2 separate regions of the Homo sapiens genome follow, and region 2 is linked to region 1. A link is a loop called in an ENCODE intact Hi-C map of the cell type or tissue named here. Cell type or tissue: endothelial cell of umbilical vein. All regions are shown on one strand.

What was found. A loop is a pair of places that touch in the nucleus more often than their neighbours do. Peaks named below come from ENCODE experiments on the same cell type or tissue, not always from the same donor. Only the 100,000 strongest peaks of a DNase experiment are listed, where the experiment ranks them.
Region 2: it touches region 1 in a loop (8-fold over the local background); 2 of 110 quality-filtered maps call a loop at or near these places.

Annotation. Positions count from the first base shown.
Region 1 is chr12:71,387,959-71,395,958 of GRCh38, forward strand. No RefSeq gene overlaps it. Among named protein-coding and RNA genes, the nearest start is that of LGR5, 48 kb to the right of the region's middle. RefSeq lists a silencer at 4,591-4,885. In endothelial cell of umbilical vein, a CTCF peak has its summit at 4,777 (motif pointing left); a DNase peak (open chromatin) is centred at 4,793.
Region 2 is chr12:69,868,859-69,876,858 of GRCh38, forward strand. All of the region lies in intron 2 of MYRFL (myelin regulatory factor like), which reads left to right. Among named protein-coding and RNA genes, the nearest start is that of MYRFL, 48 kb to the left of the region's middle. RefSeq lists an enhancer at 2,946-3,115. In endothelial cell of umbilical vein, no CTCF peak of the experiment used is centred here; a DNase peak (open chromatin) is centred at 4,723; H3K27ac peaks cover 890 bases.

The sequences.
Region 1 (8,000 bases):
AGTGGTGCCATCTCAGCTCACTGCAACCCCTACCTCCCAGGTTCAAGAGATTTTCCTACCTGAGCCTCCCGAGTATCTGGGACTACAGGTGGGGCCATCACATCCTGCTACTTTTTGTGTTTTTAGTAGAGACGAGGTTTCATCATGTTGGCCAGGCTGGTCTGAAACTCCTGGCCTCAAGCGATCCTCCCGCCTTGGCCTCCCAAGTAGCTGGGATTACAGGCACTCGCCATCAAGCTCAACTAAATTTCGTATTTTTACTAGAGACAGGGTTTCACCATGTTGGCCAGGCTGGTCTCGAACTCCAGACCTCAAGTGATCAGCCCACCTCGGCCCCCCAAAGTGCTGGGATTACAGGCGTGAGCCACCATGCTCAGCCTCTCTCAGATATTCCTGTCTGTCTTTCTCAGCTCCTCCATGTCTTTCCTCAAATATTATTTTCTAAATAAGATTTTCTTTTGCCTTCTTATTTAGAACTGAATGTTCCCAACTCCAACCCCTAGCACTCTTTAATCTCCTTTCCAGCTTTACTTTTCTTTATTTTTCATGGCCCTAATTATCTCTCAACATACTCTATTTTTCTTATTTTGTTGATTCTCTCTCTTCTCCCACAAGAATCAAAACTATCTCACAGCCAAAATATCACCTGGATCATAGCAGGCACTCAAGCACCCCGTAAATGATTGTGACATAAATGAAGTTGACAGAATTACCTTTAGCAACTATGACACAGATATAGGAACTTTCACTAAGCTCCTTGAGGGCAGAGCTGGATCTTGCATGGCCTATGAAAATGTCTTTTTACCCCCAGCTCAGGACTAAAAATGGAGCAGGCACTAAACATGTACTTATGGCATTTTTTAATGTTTTTATTGTAGTAAAATATGCATAACACAAAATTTACCATCTTAACCATTTTTAAGCATACAGTTCAGTGACATTCACATTATTGTATAACTATCACCACTACCTATCATCTCCAGAACTTTTCATCTTCCCAGGCTGAAATTTTGGACCCATTAAGCACTAACTCCCCATTCCCTACTCTCCTCAGCCCCTGACAGCCACTATTCTACTTTCTGTCTTTATGAATTTGACTACTCTAGGTACCCTCACATAAGTAGATCATACAATATGTGTCCTTTTGTGACTGGCTTATTTCAGTTAGCACAATGTCTTCAAGGTCCATCCATGTTGTAGCGTGTTGTCAGAAGTGCCTTTCTTTTTAAGGCTGAATAATATTCTATTGGATGTATATATCACAATTTCTTTATCCATTTATCCATGAATGGACACTTGGGATGCTTCCACCTTTTGGCTATTGTTAATAATGCTGCTATGAAGATGCAAGTACAAATATCTATTCCAGTCCCTGCTTTCATTTCTTTTGGGTAAATTCCTAGAAGTGAAATTTCAGGATCATATGGTAATTATATGTTTAATTTTTTGAAGAATTTTCATATTGTTTTCAATAGCAACTGTGCCATTCAGCATTCCTATCAGCAATACACAATGATTCCAATTTCTCCATATTCTCATCATGCATTTTTTTGTGCTGTGATTTGTTTGTTTGTTTGTTTTTTTATAATAGCCATCCTAATGGAAATGAAATGATGTCTTACTGTGGTTTTGACTTGCATTCACCTAATGATCAGTGATGTTAAACATCTTTTCATGTACTTATTGACCCTTTGTATATTTTCTTTGGAGCAAAGTCCTTTTCCCATTTTTTAACCTGTTTTTTTTTCTGTTGTTAATTTAAGGAGTTAATATATTCTGGATATTAATTCCTTATTAGATGGATGATTTGTAAATATTTTCTCCTATTCTTTGGGTTGACTTTTCACTCCATTGATAGTGTCCTTTGATGCTCAAAAGTTTCTTATTTTAATAAAATCCAACTAATTTTTTCTTTTATTGCCTGTGACTTTAGTGTCATATCCAATAAATAATTGCCAAACCCAATATCATAAATATTTCTCTATTTTTTTTCTAAGAATTTCATAGTTTTAGCTGTTATGTTTAGTCTCTGATCCATTTCGAGTTAATTTTTATATATATAGTGTAAGGTAAAAGTCCATGTTTATTATTTTTCATGTAGATACCCAATTTTTTCAACACTTTTGTTAATAAAACTGACCTTTTCCCATCGGATGGTCTTAACACCCTACTTAATGGCTGTATTCGTCTGTTCTCATGCTGCTGATAAAGACATACCAGAGACTGGGCAATTTACAAAAGAAAGAGGTTTAATGGACTTACAGTTCCACATGGCTGGGGAGGCCACACAATCATGGTGAAAGGCAAGGAGAAGCAAGTCATGTCTTACATGGATGGTGGCAGGCTAAGAGAGAGCTTGTGCAGGGAAACTCCCATATTTAAAACCATCCAATCTTGTGAGACTCATTCACTATCATGAGAACAGCACAGGAAAGACCCACCCCTATAATTCAATCACCTCCCACCAGGTTCCTCCCATGACACGTGGGAATTGTGGAAGTTACAATTCAAGATGAGATTTGGGTGGAGACACAGCCAAACCATATCAATGTGGCATTTTAATTAAGTCACTTTATAATTAATTCCACTCTATAAAGAGTTTGCAGTTTATTGCATGGAATGATAAATTCATTTCTTCTTTTGGGTGGATGCAAGCAGTATACCTCTGTGAACAAAGCAGAAAATCACTATACTTGCCGTTTCATGCCCTCACTTCTATAATGGTTTGACTCTAAAATGTGCAGCAAACTTCTTTATATATATTCAAAAGAATGATTTACCCACTGTCTGATTTAATGCTTTTTAAAGCCTAAAAGCCTGTCAAACAGACTGAAGAATCATTTTCCATCCCTTTATGCTCCTGTGCCTCACTGTGGGCGACATTACATTACCCTACATTGTGCCTAGGTGTGCTCTTCCACCAATAGCAAGCCTACTGTCCTACTGAACAACTGCAAAAGTGAAGGATTTACAACAGGAAGCTTCCCCAAATGCTCATGTTTACTTTAAACCAACAATCATTAAGGAAAGAATCTGGTGGAAGGAAGACACAAGGTGACTTGCAAAGTCATTAATAAGAGGTCATAAATAGGTATAATCGAAGGTTTGGGCTTCTCTTAAAAAAAAAAAGAGAGACTTAAGAATTAAGTTATAATAATATCCCATTTAATGCCTGAATTTAAATGAAAAAGGGATCTACTGCAGGCCAGGTGTAGTTGCTCACACCTGTGATCCCAGCACTTTGGGAGGCCAAAGCAGGTGGATCACTTGAGCACAGGAGTTCGAGACCAGCCTGGGCAACATAGTGAGAACCTGTCTCTACAAAAATTAATGGGGCATGGTGCCATGAGCCTGTAGTCTCAGCTACTCAGGAGACTGAGGTGGGAGGATCGCTTGAGCCCGGGAGGCAGAGGTTGCTATGAGCCAAAATCATGCCACTGCACTCCAGCCTGGGTGACAGAGTGAGACTCTGTCTCAAGATTTAAAATAAATAAATAAATAGTAAAAACTACTGCAATAGGTTTCTGTAGATGTTATAAATTATAAATATATTAAAAACTGTGGTATTATTATCACAAGTTATCTCAATTATTTCATAGATACCATTCTTCAAGAACTCTATATACGAAACTATGATTTCAAAAATGTTTAACAATAGGAGCTTAAAATTAGATAAATTATTTTAAAAACTAAGGTTAGTACTAGTATAAATACCTGAAACCCTCAGGGAACCACACATCTCGATGAACTGGAAGGCACCACCAAGAGTTTTATGGTCACTCTGTCTTTCACTACTACCCTATTAATATGACAAGTATATTTGTGAACCTAGAAATGGACTTAAGTCTATTATTTGGAAAAAACTTTGTGTTTCTGATTTGTCTAGTTTAATTACAACTACAAATATTAATCAACTTCATCACTGGGTGGCATTGTAAGTACCCATATATGTTGGAGACTTCATTGAAAAAAAAGAGAGAGAGAGAGAGAAAGATCTGCTTTTAGAAAGTGTACCGACTTGGCCAGGCACGGTGGCTCATGCCTATAATCTCAGCACTTTGGGAGGCCAAGGCGGGAGGATTGCATAAGCCCAGGAGTTTGACCCATAGTGAGAAACATAGTGAGACCCTGTCTCTACAAAAAATATTTTTTTTTTAATTAGCCGGGCATGGTGGCATGCACCTGTAGTCCCAGCTACTTAGGGAGCTGAGGTGGGAGGATGACCTGAGCCAGAGAGGTCAAGGCTGCAGTGAGCTGTGATCATGCCACTGCACTCCAGTCTGGATGACAGAGCAAGACCCTGTACCCTCACCCAAAAAAATGTTTATCAGGTGATATCAACATGGACAAGCCTAGACTTACAAAAAACATTAGCCAATCCTAGAATTTTTTTCTAATAGTTAAATGATTATGATAACTCAAGAGCAGGATCATAGGAATATTGCATAAAAATAATAATTTAATTAAATTTAATTTAAACATAGGTGTTTACCTGAAACAGATGTGCCAATGGAGAGCTGAGTACATTTAGCATAAGTAGAAAGTATAATACCTAGCCTATATTACTTACAGAATTTGGAAGATAGCTCCAACGTGGGAGCCACTCTGAGACAAAGCTAGAACCCCCAAATGGCCACGAGGAGCTTATGACGCAGACTTTCAGCAGTAGCCAGAGGACCCTCTTTTCTGAGGCATAAAACATGGTACTGACTGAAGAGCTAAGGCTAGTGAAGGCAGTCGCTGTGTCCTAAAAGATGTTGTCTACAAAGTGTCCTCTAGTGGTCAAAGGCTATCACTGCATGTTAAAAATAGCAACCTTTCTCTTGTAAGACCATGAATCAGCTCTCACCGGTACTGGGTAGTTAATCTGGTGATTATTATTTTTCAAGTATATAAATGGTTTCCCACTTATCTTGATATCAGGAGACAAAGAAAACAAGGTCATTAAAAGTGTCCTGATTTAGTGGCCAAAAAAGGCGGTAGAGCCTAGCAATTAAAAGCGTGATTAGGAGTTAGGCAGCCTATGTAAATAAAACCTTGCTGTACTTCTTACTCGCTTCGTGACCGAAAAAATGAATTAAACTTTTTGCTTGTCAGTTAACACATCTGTAAAGTGGAGATAACTTTATTACCTCATAGGATAAGCTTCATAATAATCCTATAAGGTAATAAATATTAATCAAATCTGGAGCCACCTTAACTCAGAATCTTTTTTTATGTTATAATAAATTATCCTCACTTTTAAAGCTGCTTTCCATGTGTGTTTTCTACTATTATTTTCAGCCATTGCCATCCTACAAATACACTGACTATTATAAATAAATATTTTAGATTAGAATGTGCAGTCTTACTACAGGCTAGAGTTTAGTGTACTAAGGATTATTCTATTATATAGATTATCTAAGCCACTAACTAGGTAGATGAGAAAACCAAGGCCCTTAGAGTTTCGATGTCCTATCCCAGGTCACACAGTTAATAGAGTTGGGATTGTCTGAAACTCAGTAGGCCTAACTCCCAGTCCAATGCTCATTTATCATATGATTTATTTCACTTTTCTTCCCAATCCATAAAAGTCACCACAGATCACACTCCAGTGCAGAGGGAACCAAGAAACCAACTGCTTCTTCAACATAGTTTCCAGACATGGCAACAATTAACCACTTTTTGTAGGCAGTTAATGGATTAACACAACCGCTAAGATTATAATGAAAAGATACTGGAAGAACCACTGTGAAAGCAAAACATCGGCGAGTTCACATCTTACTGAAACATCAGTAATTAGACATTGATATGTGAAAAAATGTAGGCAAATGATGAAACCGGGTTAATGTACTTACTCCATAGCCAACCCATCAGACTACCTTCACCCACTTCCTGCTTTCAGTCCAGCCCTGATAAGAGTTATTTGGCTGTCATTCTGCCTTCCCTCCAGTTTACCTCCTGCCATCTCTTCTTAAATCTGTAGATATGTAATTTAATGGCATCACTATTGGCCCAATGGCTTAGACCCAAAACCTGTAGTCTCTTTAGATGTCTTTCATATTCCATACCCAAACCATTAGCAAATTCTGAATTTACCTTCAAAATACATTCCAAATCCCATCACTTCTCACCAACTACACAGCTACTACTTTGATCCTTTTCTTCATAAACCTTCACTTTGCTAACTACTACAACTGCCTCATAACAAATACTTTGCTTCCACTCGTCTGTTATAGCCCAAAAAATGCTACATTTAATTATTTCTGTGTTTAAAGCCTCCAGTGGCTTTTTATCACATTCAAAATAAAATCCAAACCTGTTACCTTAGTTTACAAGCCCATCTTAATATGATCCTTGGCTCTACTTTCCAACTGCATGTCCTGTTCATCCCACTCTACACTGCCCTCCTTGCTGCTACTTGAAAAAGCCATGCTTTTTCCCAATTTAGGGGTTTTTGTCTATGCAGTTTCCTCTGCTGAACAGATTTCTCCTCCCAGTATTCCAATAAGTGGCTCTATCGCTTCAGTCAGGTCTCTGCTCAACTGTCTGTCACCTGTCAAAGAAGCAGTCTCTATTTCATCTACATTAGAACACCTATCATTCTATCCCTTCATCCTGCATATTTTTTCTTAAAGCATTTATTATTACCTTACATTATATTACACATTTGTTAACTTTTTATTATTTGTATCTTGCACTAGAAGATAAGCTTTGTGGTGGCACAAACTTGTTTTGTTTACTGATGTTTCCCCAGCTCCTAAAACAGTGCAGAGCACACATTAAGTACTCATAAGTTATAGTCAGAGAAATGAATTAATGCCTCCATATTTCACCTCTTAACTTCTGAGCATTGCCCACTGTTTTCCAGTTTGAAAACATAATCCATGCACTAATTAACTATTCTTAGATGCCGCATCACAATTTGTGGTTCTCCCTCTTTCACTTCAAGTACTGAAAGATACAGATCAATTGCTGGATGTTAAAGTGATCTAATGGTAGAAACTGTCTCTCAGCTATTTATAACCAGGCTACAATGCCTGAAATTCTATAGCAAGCCTCTATAAAATTTCTTCAGCTCTCACAGCTTGCTGTCACCACATTTAAAATTGCTTTATGGGATTGAAAGGTGGAGGCAATTTGTGGTCCTAAGTAAAACTACTTGCTTTCAGTTAGTTTGGCTGTGAAGCAAGAAGATGGTGAGTATCCAGGATGTCAGCTGTGATCAGCTTGTCTTACTATCTTCTGTTAAATATGGCACACAGGGCCGGGCGTGGTGGCTCACGCCTGTAATCCCAGCACTTTGGGAGGCCGAGGCGGGTGGATCATGAGGTCAGAAGATCGAGACCATCCTGGCTAACACGGTGAAACCCCATCTCTACTAGAAATACAAAAAATTAGCCTGGCATGGTGGCAGGCACCTGTAGTCCCAGCTACTCAGGAGGCTGAGGCAGGAGAATGGCATGAACCCGGGAGGCAGAGCTTGCAGTGAGCCGAGATCACGCCACTGCACTCCAGCCTGGGGGACAGAGCAAGATTCCGTCTCAAAAAAGAAAAAAAAAATGGCACACAGAAAATACTGAAGAAATGATTCTGTTGCAGGCCCAAGCCTCAGAACCATCTAATAAGGTGACATGAGTGTCTTACTGTAATTTAAGGTTGAATTAGGGCCTTTGGGCATCACAATACAGTCTAATTCAACCATCACAAGCATGTCTTTAGAAGGGAATATCCTTGCAGGTCTACAGAAAACAACTCACATTCTGCCCCACTGGGTTCCATAATGTAGGATATCACCTGCCACACTCATGACTCCGTTCATGTTTTCTTCCAGGAGTCATTGCCTCAACAGAACATTTCCTGGCTGCAAGCACATCCAATACAAGGCATAAAATAGCCAGTCCTGTATAAAACATATGAAATGGTAGTTCTTTTAAATACTACATTTTGAAGTCTGGAGTCAAGAAAAATGGGTCCTATATTCCCATCTTTTTGGAAACTATCGAGAATTGTTATTTTAT
Region 2 (8,000 bases), 1.5 Mb before region 1:
TGCACACACACGCGCACACACATGCACTCACACACACGTACGCACACGCGCACACACACATGTACTCACACGTACACACAGATATGCACTCACACATGCCCACATGTGCGTGCACACATGCACTCACACATGCACACACACATGCACACACATACACTCACACACAGAGTAGGAAGACATATTCTTAATGTGAAAGTTCATGCGGAAAGATAAATCATATACATGAAAAATTGGAGGAAATACTTTAAATAACAACCATTTTTATAGTTGGAGGATGGGGTAAAACAGTGAACAAAACAGATATAATCCCTGCCAGTAGCTCCCCAAGGGCAGTGTGGTGGGTACAGTCTGCCCTGGCAGGGCACCCAGGCATTTTTCTTAGAATTGGTGATGCATGGTGATAATAAAAAGCAGACTGACTCTTTGTAGGCTTAGTATTGTTTTCAAATTGTCTACAGACAATGCATTTCCTTATTGCCTGCACCTGGGGTGAGCAATTCCCATCCCCTCATCCTTGGCACACCATTACTGTCATGCCACTCCGGTGGGAAGAAAAAGACAATGGCAGGTAGTCTAAAGTCACTCAGTAAGATGAAGACAAATAAGAGTAAGGCAAGGAGGAGAGGCTACCATTTTAGATTGGGTGGTCAGGAAAGCTCTCTCCTGATATATGGATTTATATATACGGCATATTCATGGTCATATGTAGTTTAACACAGTCTTTCGTATTTGTTATGCACCAACTCTGTATTGGGCACTGTGCTGAGCCGAGCTCAGTGTGAGGTGCAATAGAGCTTTAGAGAAGGGGCGGTTGGTGTTGTATGAAGGCACCGAGGGATTCATTGGAGAAAACTAGGATTGGATGGCTCAATTGTGAGTATCCCACCTAGATATTCACATGAAGACACACTGTGTATGTGTCTTGCCTAATGTCTGGTAGAGTCATGAGCACAGTAGGCACTCAGTAAAGACTTAGTAAGCCTGGTTGCAATATGAAAGAAATACTGGCTGCATTGAGGGCAGCATATATGTCATGGATGTACATATCACCTCAACTAGCTGGAGGGCAAAGTCTATTTTGTACGCCCTCTTTTGGTTCACATAGATTCAACCCCTGGGAGATTGTTTCTCCGTTCATCCTCCAAAAGACAAAAAACAAGTTGTATGTCTGAGAGGAAGGAGTTTAGAAGGCAAATTATTTTATTTTTATCAGCTGCTAAGAATCTCTTGATTTTTCTTCCTTTTTTTTTTTTTTTTTTTTTTTTTTTGGGACAGAGTCTCACTCTGTTGCCCAGGCTGGAGGGCAGTGTTGAGATCTCGGCTCACTGCAACCTCTGCCTCCTGGGTTCAAGCAAGCACGTCTGGCTAATTTTTTTTTTTTTTTTTTTTTGGTATCTTTAGTGAAGACAGGGTTTTGCCATGTTGGCCAGGCTGGTCTTAAACTCCTGACCTCAGGTGATCCACCCGCCTCGGCCTCCCGAATCTCTTGATTTTTACAACTCTTTCCTGCTGAAGCTAGAGACAGGGTTGGCCGCTCAGGGTATGACCCATAGTGTCTGTTGCTCTCTGGTGTTTGTCTGCTTTATGGAAATCCTTTTGGTATAATAGACAAGTTTGGCGCACAAAGACTGAAACACAGTCTGATGTGCATTTCTGGGATTCTTGACATGACGATTGTGAGTAAAAGGGGCTAAGAAGTGAAGAAAAAATACCAAACAAGTGTTTTACTAGGAGCTAATCATTGCTCTTGTTTTAACAATTTGGTCAGTTTGAAGGTAGCTATCATTAATTCTCCCTTCAAATTCTCTGAAAAGAAGTGCAAAATTTCTCTAACTGTATTTAAATGCATTGAGCATGGAAGCATATAAAATACAATGAAATAAAGGAGTAGCTGTGGTGAATTTTGGAAGGGGAAGGAACTCTAAAGACAGCATTTAATATTTTAAAATCTTCATCTTAAAACCACCAACACATATTCCTGTCACTCAACGCAGGGACTTTTGGTTCTCGTTAAGGGACTGCTGGATGGAGACTGCATTCCTGTTTACAATATGCCAAGCCATATTTTTTTTAGTAGATTGATCATTTAATTGTGATTTTCAGTTTTTATTACATTATTGAATTCAATGATGCCTGTAGTGTCAGGGTAACTAAACAACTGCCTAGAGCCTTAAATGTGGAATTATGAGATCACAGAGTCAGTTACAAAATTTAATTTATAGACCTAGAGTGATACATGTGAAGAATTTAAGAAGTCAAATGATACTGTATATAGCATATAATAGGAGATTACCAGCAATCCCCCTGCTCTACCCCTGTCTTTAAATTGGCTCCCCCAGAGGCAGCCACTTTCCAACTCTTTTTGGATATTTCTTTTTTTTTTTTTTTTTTTGAGATGGAGTCTTGCTCTGTCGCCCAGGCTGGAGTGCAGTGGCACAATCTTGGCTCACTGCAAGCTCCGCCTCCCGGGTTCACGCCATTCTGCCTCAGCCTCCCGAGTAGCTGGAACTACAGGCACCTACCACCATGCCCGGCTAATTTTTGTATTTTTTTTTAGTAGAGACAGGATTTCACCGTGTTAGCCGGGATGGTCTTGATTTCTTGACCTCGTGATCCACCCACCTTGGCCTCCCAAAGTGCTGGGATTACAGGCGTGGGCCACCGCGCCTGGCCCTCTTTTTGGATATTTTTATTGCCCTATATCTAAATAATGTTTTTATATTGCTTTTTTGCTGTATACACTTGAAGAACATAATATAATCTTCTGGGAAGATTTAATTTTCTTATATCACATCTTACATTCACTTCTACACTCAGCTTCCCAATATCATAAAATTGTCTAAAATTTTTTAGTTATGTCAATATCCAGGGCTTACATTATCATGATGTGTCACATATAATTTTCATTTTTTTTTGCTTTGTTTGAATCATTGCCTTGTTTTTACAATTTGTTTGGCTTTGGTTCCCTCAAGTTCTCTAAAAAGAGCTGAAAATTTTTCTCAATGTTAAAAATAATCAATTCTTTTCCTCGTCAATAAACTCCTCAATCCATGTATGTCTTTAGTGACTTTTTGGTTCTATCAACTTGTTCTCCCCATTGTGTTCTATCATCGATGAAAGAGGAATGTTAAAATATTTAGCTATGTGATTGTACAATTGTCTACATCTTTTAGTTTCATTAATTTTTGCTTTGCGTATTTTGAAACTCTGTTATTAAGTACATAAACAATCATGATTCCTATGCCTTCCTAAAAAATGACTCTTTTATTATTAGAAATGAGCCTCTTTGTCTGTGGTGGTACTCTTTATTTTGAAGTCAGTTTTAGCTATTATTCATGAAACTGCTTCACCCTTCTTGTACACATTTTTCTCTTGGTTAACTTTTGACTTATCTGTGTCTTTATATTTCAAGTGTTTTTGCAGGCAAAAGAGAGTTGCTTTTTAAAAATCCATTCTGATCATTTCTGCCCTTTTTCCCCCTTAGGGACAGGGTCTCACTTTGTCACCTAGGCTGAAGTGCAGTGGCATGATCACAGCTCATTGTAACCTCAAATTTCTGGGCTCAAGTGATCCTCCTGCCTCACCCTCCTGAATAGCTGGGACTATAGGTGTGCACAACCACACCTGGCTAATCTTAAATAAAAAAAATTTTTTTTTTTTGAGATGGAGTCTCGCTCTGTTGCCTAGGCTGGAGTGCGATGGCATGATCTCGGCTCACTGCAACCTTTGCCTCCTGAGGTCATACGATTCTCCTGCCTCAGCCTCGTGAGTAGCTGGGATTACAGGTGTGCGCCACTGTGCCCGGCTAATTTTTGTATTTTTAGTAGAGATGGGGTTTCACCATGTTGGCCAGGCTGGTCTTAGGCTCCTGACCTTGTGATCCACCTGCCTCGGCCTCCCAAAGTGCTGGGATTACGGGTGTGAGCCACCACGCCTGGCCTTTACATTTTGTTTTTAGAGACAGGGTCTCACTATGTTGCTGAAGCTGGTCTTGAATTCCTAACCTCAAGCAATCCTCCTGCCTCAGCGTCCCAAAGCACTGGAATTAGGTGAGCTACCGTGCCTGGCCTAATTTCTGCCTTTTAATGGGAGTGTTTAATCTTTTAACATCTAATGTAATTATTAGTATTGCACAATAGACCTCCTTATTCATGGAGGATATGTTGCAATACCTCTACTGGATGCCTGAAACTGAGGGTAGTACCAAACCCTATATATGCTATGCACAAATTTCTTTTTCTTTCTTTACAGTTTCATGAATAGAAGATTAATTCTTACAGTAGATCAGGGGTGTCCAATCTGTTGGCTTCCCTGGGCCACATCGGAAGAAGAAGAATTGTCTTTGGCCACATGTAAAATACACGAAGATTAATGATAGATGATGAGCTAAACCAAAAAAAAATCAGAAAAAAATCTCATAACGTTTTTTACAAGTTTACAAATTTGTGTTGGGCTGCATCCGTCCTGGGCTGCATGCAGCCCACGGGTGGCGGGTTGGACAAGCTTGCAGTAGATTCTAGCAATCTCAGCACACGATTTTTTTTTCTTTCCTTACTATGTCAAGAATTTTCAAATGTTCACTTAAAGGAAGTACTTTGTGGCTTCTCTTGGGCATATACAAATTGCCAACTTTACATGTCTTGTGTTTGGAACCATTATAAAGTAAAATAAAGGTTACTTGAACACAAGCAATGTGATATCGTGGCAGGAAATCCGTCTTTGTCTTAGGCTACTAAGACAATGGGTGGGTAGTGGATACAGTGTGGATATACTGGAAAAAGGGGATGATTCATGGTTTATGATTTCATCATGCTACTCAGAATGGAGTGCAATTTAAAACTTACAAATTATTTATTTCTGGAATTTTCCATTTAATATTTTTGGACCAAGGTTGATTGTGGGTAACTGAAACCTTAGAAAGTGAAACCATGGATAAGGGAGGACTATATCTGTAGTTAAGTCTGACATTTAATTATTTGTCTGTCTTTTTTTTTTTGGCCCCTTCTGTTTCTTATTCTTCTGTAACTCCTTTCTTGGTTTATTTTGTATTGTTTGAATAATTTTAGAATTTCATTTTATCTGTTGACTTTAGTTCTACTTCTTTGCATTATTTAACTTTTTACAGTTTACTTAGAGTTAATGAGTTAATATTGTACCACTTTACATAAAATGTAGAACCATCAACAATGTAGTTCCATTGATCTCCAACTCCCATCCCCTATGCTATAGCTGTCCTAAGTATTATACCTATGTGCATTATAAACTTCACAAAATCATAATTTTTACTTTAAGCACTCAAATGTATTTTATTTTGTTATTTTATTTTATTATTATTTTTGAAATAACTTCTCAGCCTGTTGCTCAGGCTAGGGAGCAGTGGCAACTCATGGCTCACTCAAGCCTCATTCTCCTGGGCTCAAGCGATCCTTCAGCCTCAGCTTCCTGAGTAGCTGGGAGCACAGGTGCATGCCACCACGCCCTGCTAATTTTAATATTTTTTGTAGAAACAGGGTCTTCCCATGTTGTCCAGGCTAGTCTTAAGCTCCTGGTCTTAAGCAACTCTTCTCCTTCGGCCTCCCAAAGTGCTGGGATTATAGGCATGAGCCACTGTGCCCACCTTCAGATGTATTTTTAAAAATTAAGATAAAAAATAATTTACATTCAATAATATATCATTTTTATTCTCTTCATACCTTTTCATAGTTTCAAATTTCCATCTAGAACCATTTCCCTTTAGCCTGAATAACTGTCTTTAACATTTCTTATTGTACATGTCTATTCTCAAATTCACTTAGTTTTCTTTTATCTCAAAATATCTTTATTTTGCTTTCATTCTTGAAGACTATTTTCATTGGATATCAAATTCTGGCTTACCAATTTTGTTTTTCTGTAGCACTTTAAAGATGTTTTTGTACTGTCTTCTGGCCTCTGGAGATTTTGATTAGTCAGTGATTATTTGAATCACTATGACCCTGCACATAAGGTACTGTTTTTCTTTAGCTACTTTTAAGACTTTCTCTTTATTTTTGGCTTACAGTTACTCCACTCTGATGCGGTAGATGTATTTATTTTGCTGAGCTTCTTAAAGATATAAATGTATGTATCTTTAAAGATATAAATGTATATATCTAAGATATATACATTTATATCTTTAAGAAGCTCAGCAAAATAAATACATCTACCACATCAGAGTGAAGTATATATCTTCATAAAGATATATACATTTATATCTTTTCCTAAATTTAGGAAGATTTTGGCTGTTATATCTTAATTTTTTTTTCTGTTTCATCCTCTCTGCAGGTTCATAAATCTCTTTTTCTCTCTCTTTTTTAAAGTTCATTTTTTTCCTCTCTGTTGTTTAGATGGGATGATGTCTATTGATGTATCTTTGAGTTCTGTTTTAAGCCCATCTAATAATTTTTTTAAATTTTTATTTCTGGAATTTTTCTAATCTTAGAATTTCTATTTAGTTTTTTTATTTGTAGTTTTGATTTCTTTGCTGAGATTTTATTTATTTTTTTTCACAAGCATGTGCTTGTCTGCTCCATTTAGCTTCTTATAGTAGCTGCTTTAAAGATCCTTGTCTGCTAATCCAGTATCTGGATCATTTCTGGGTTAGTGTTCACAGATTGTTCTCTCCCTCCAAGCTAGGCCACATTTTTCTGGTTCTTTGTAGAGAGCAGTTTTTCCAACCCCTGCCGGTGGACTGCTACGGGTCCATGGCCTGATAGGAACCTGGCTGCAAGAGCATTCCCGCCTGGGCTCTGCCTCCTGTCAGATCAGCAGCGGCATTAGAGCGGCATTAGGAGCGGGAACCCTGTTGTGAACTGCACAGGCGAGGGGGATCTAGATTGCATGTGCCTTATGAAAATCTAACTAACGCCTGATGATCTGAGATGGAGCAGTTTCATCCCGAAACCATCCCCCGCCCCCACTACGTCCATCTCTTCCATGAAATCAGTCTCTAGTGCCAAAAAGGTTGGGGATTGCTGTTGTAGAGTAGTTTTTGTACCTGGACATTGTGAATGGCTGGATTCTTTTACATCCCTCAGAAGAGTATACTTTTGTTTTAGTAGTCAATCACTTTGCTTAGACTCAAATTGTAAACTTTGTCTCGGGAAGTAACTCAAATTTCAGTTCAGTCCTGTTGTCTTTGGTTGGGCTGTGCGCAGTCTGCCCCATATATGATAGATCAGGAGTCAGCAATAGATTTGGCAGAGTTACACACAGAATCCAGGGGTCCCCTGCTCTTATCTTTCTTTTCCAAGATTCCTCTTTCACTTTTCAGCAGCTGTGTTTGCCCCAAAATTTGTTTTCTGGTTATTCAGGCCAGGAAGGCTGTGGATTTCTATCGGAGGTTAGCTGTCCTGTGGCTCTGACTTCAACCAGCCCTCAGACTAAATGCTGTAAACAAGAAACTCACTGTATGGCAGTACCTTCTCCAAGTTTCAGTGCCCACCACAATCTCCTTGCTTTTGTCTAGTTTCCAGTGTCTTTGGGTAGGTGGTGTTTTTTGTTTTGTTTTGTTTTTGTTTTTAAAGTATTTCCAGCATTTGTACTGTTTCTCTGTGGGAGGGTCAGATTTGGTAGGAGTTTAATCATCATATAAGAAGGGGGAAAAAAAAACGAAAAGAGCTCTTTGTGATTCTTTAGCATTCCCTATTTATCTGGTTTTGTTCTCTGTCTTTAATGTTAAAGCCTTTCTCAAAATGTCTGGTCCTTTATTGTTTGTTCGTGTTTAAAAAGTTCTGTGTGCAAACCATTGTTCTCATCCAAGGATGAATTTCTTGGTAGAGTGATGAAGGAGGGGATGGCTATTTCCTTGGTAACTTGAAAATACTACGTTTTCCTCGAGTACATTCCATTTTTCTTGGGAACATTATTCCAATTTCTTACTTGTGGGAAATCTGCTTGGATACATGCAAAACAGAGTTAAGGAAAAGACTCAGAATTCAGTGGTTAGATTTTTAATGAATTCTTCTATTTTTTCAGCCCAGTAG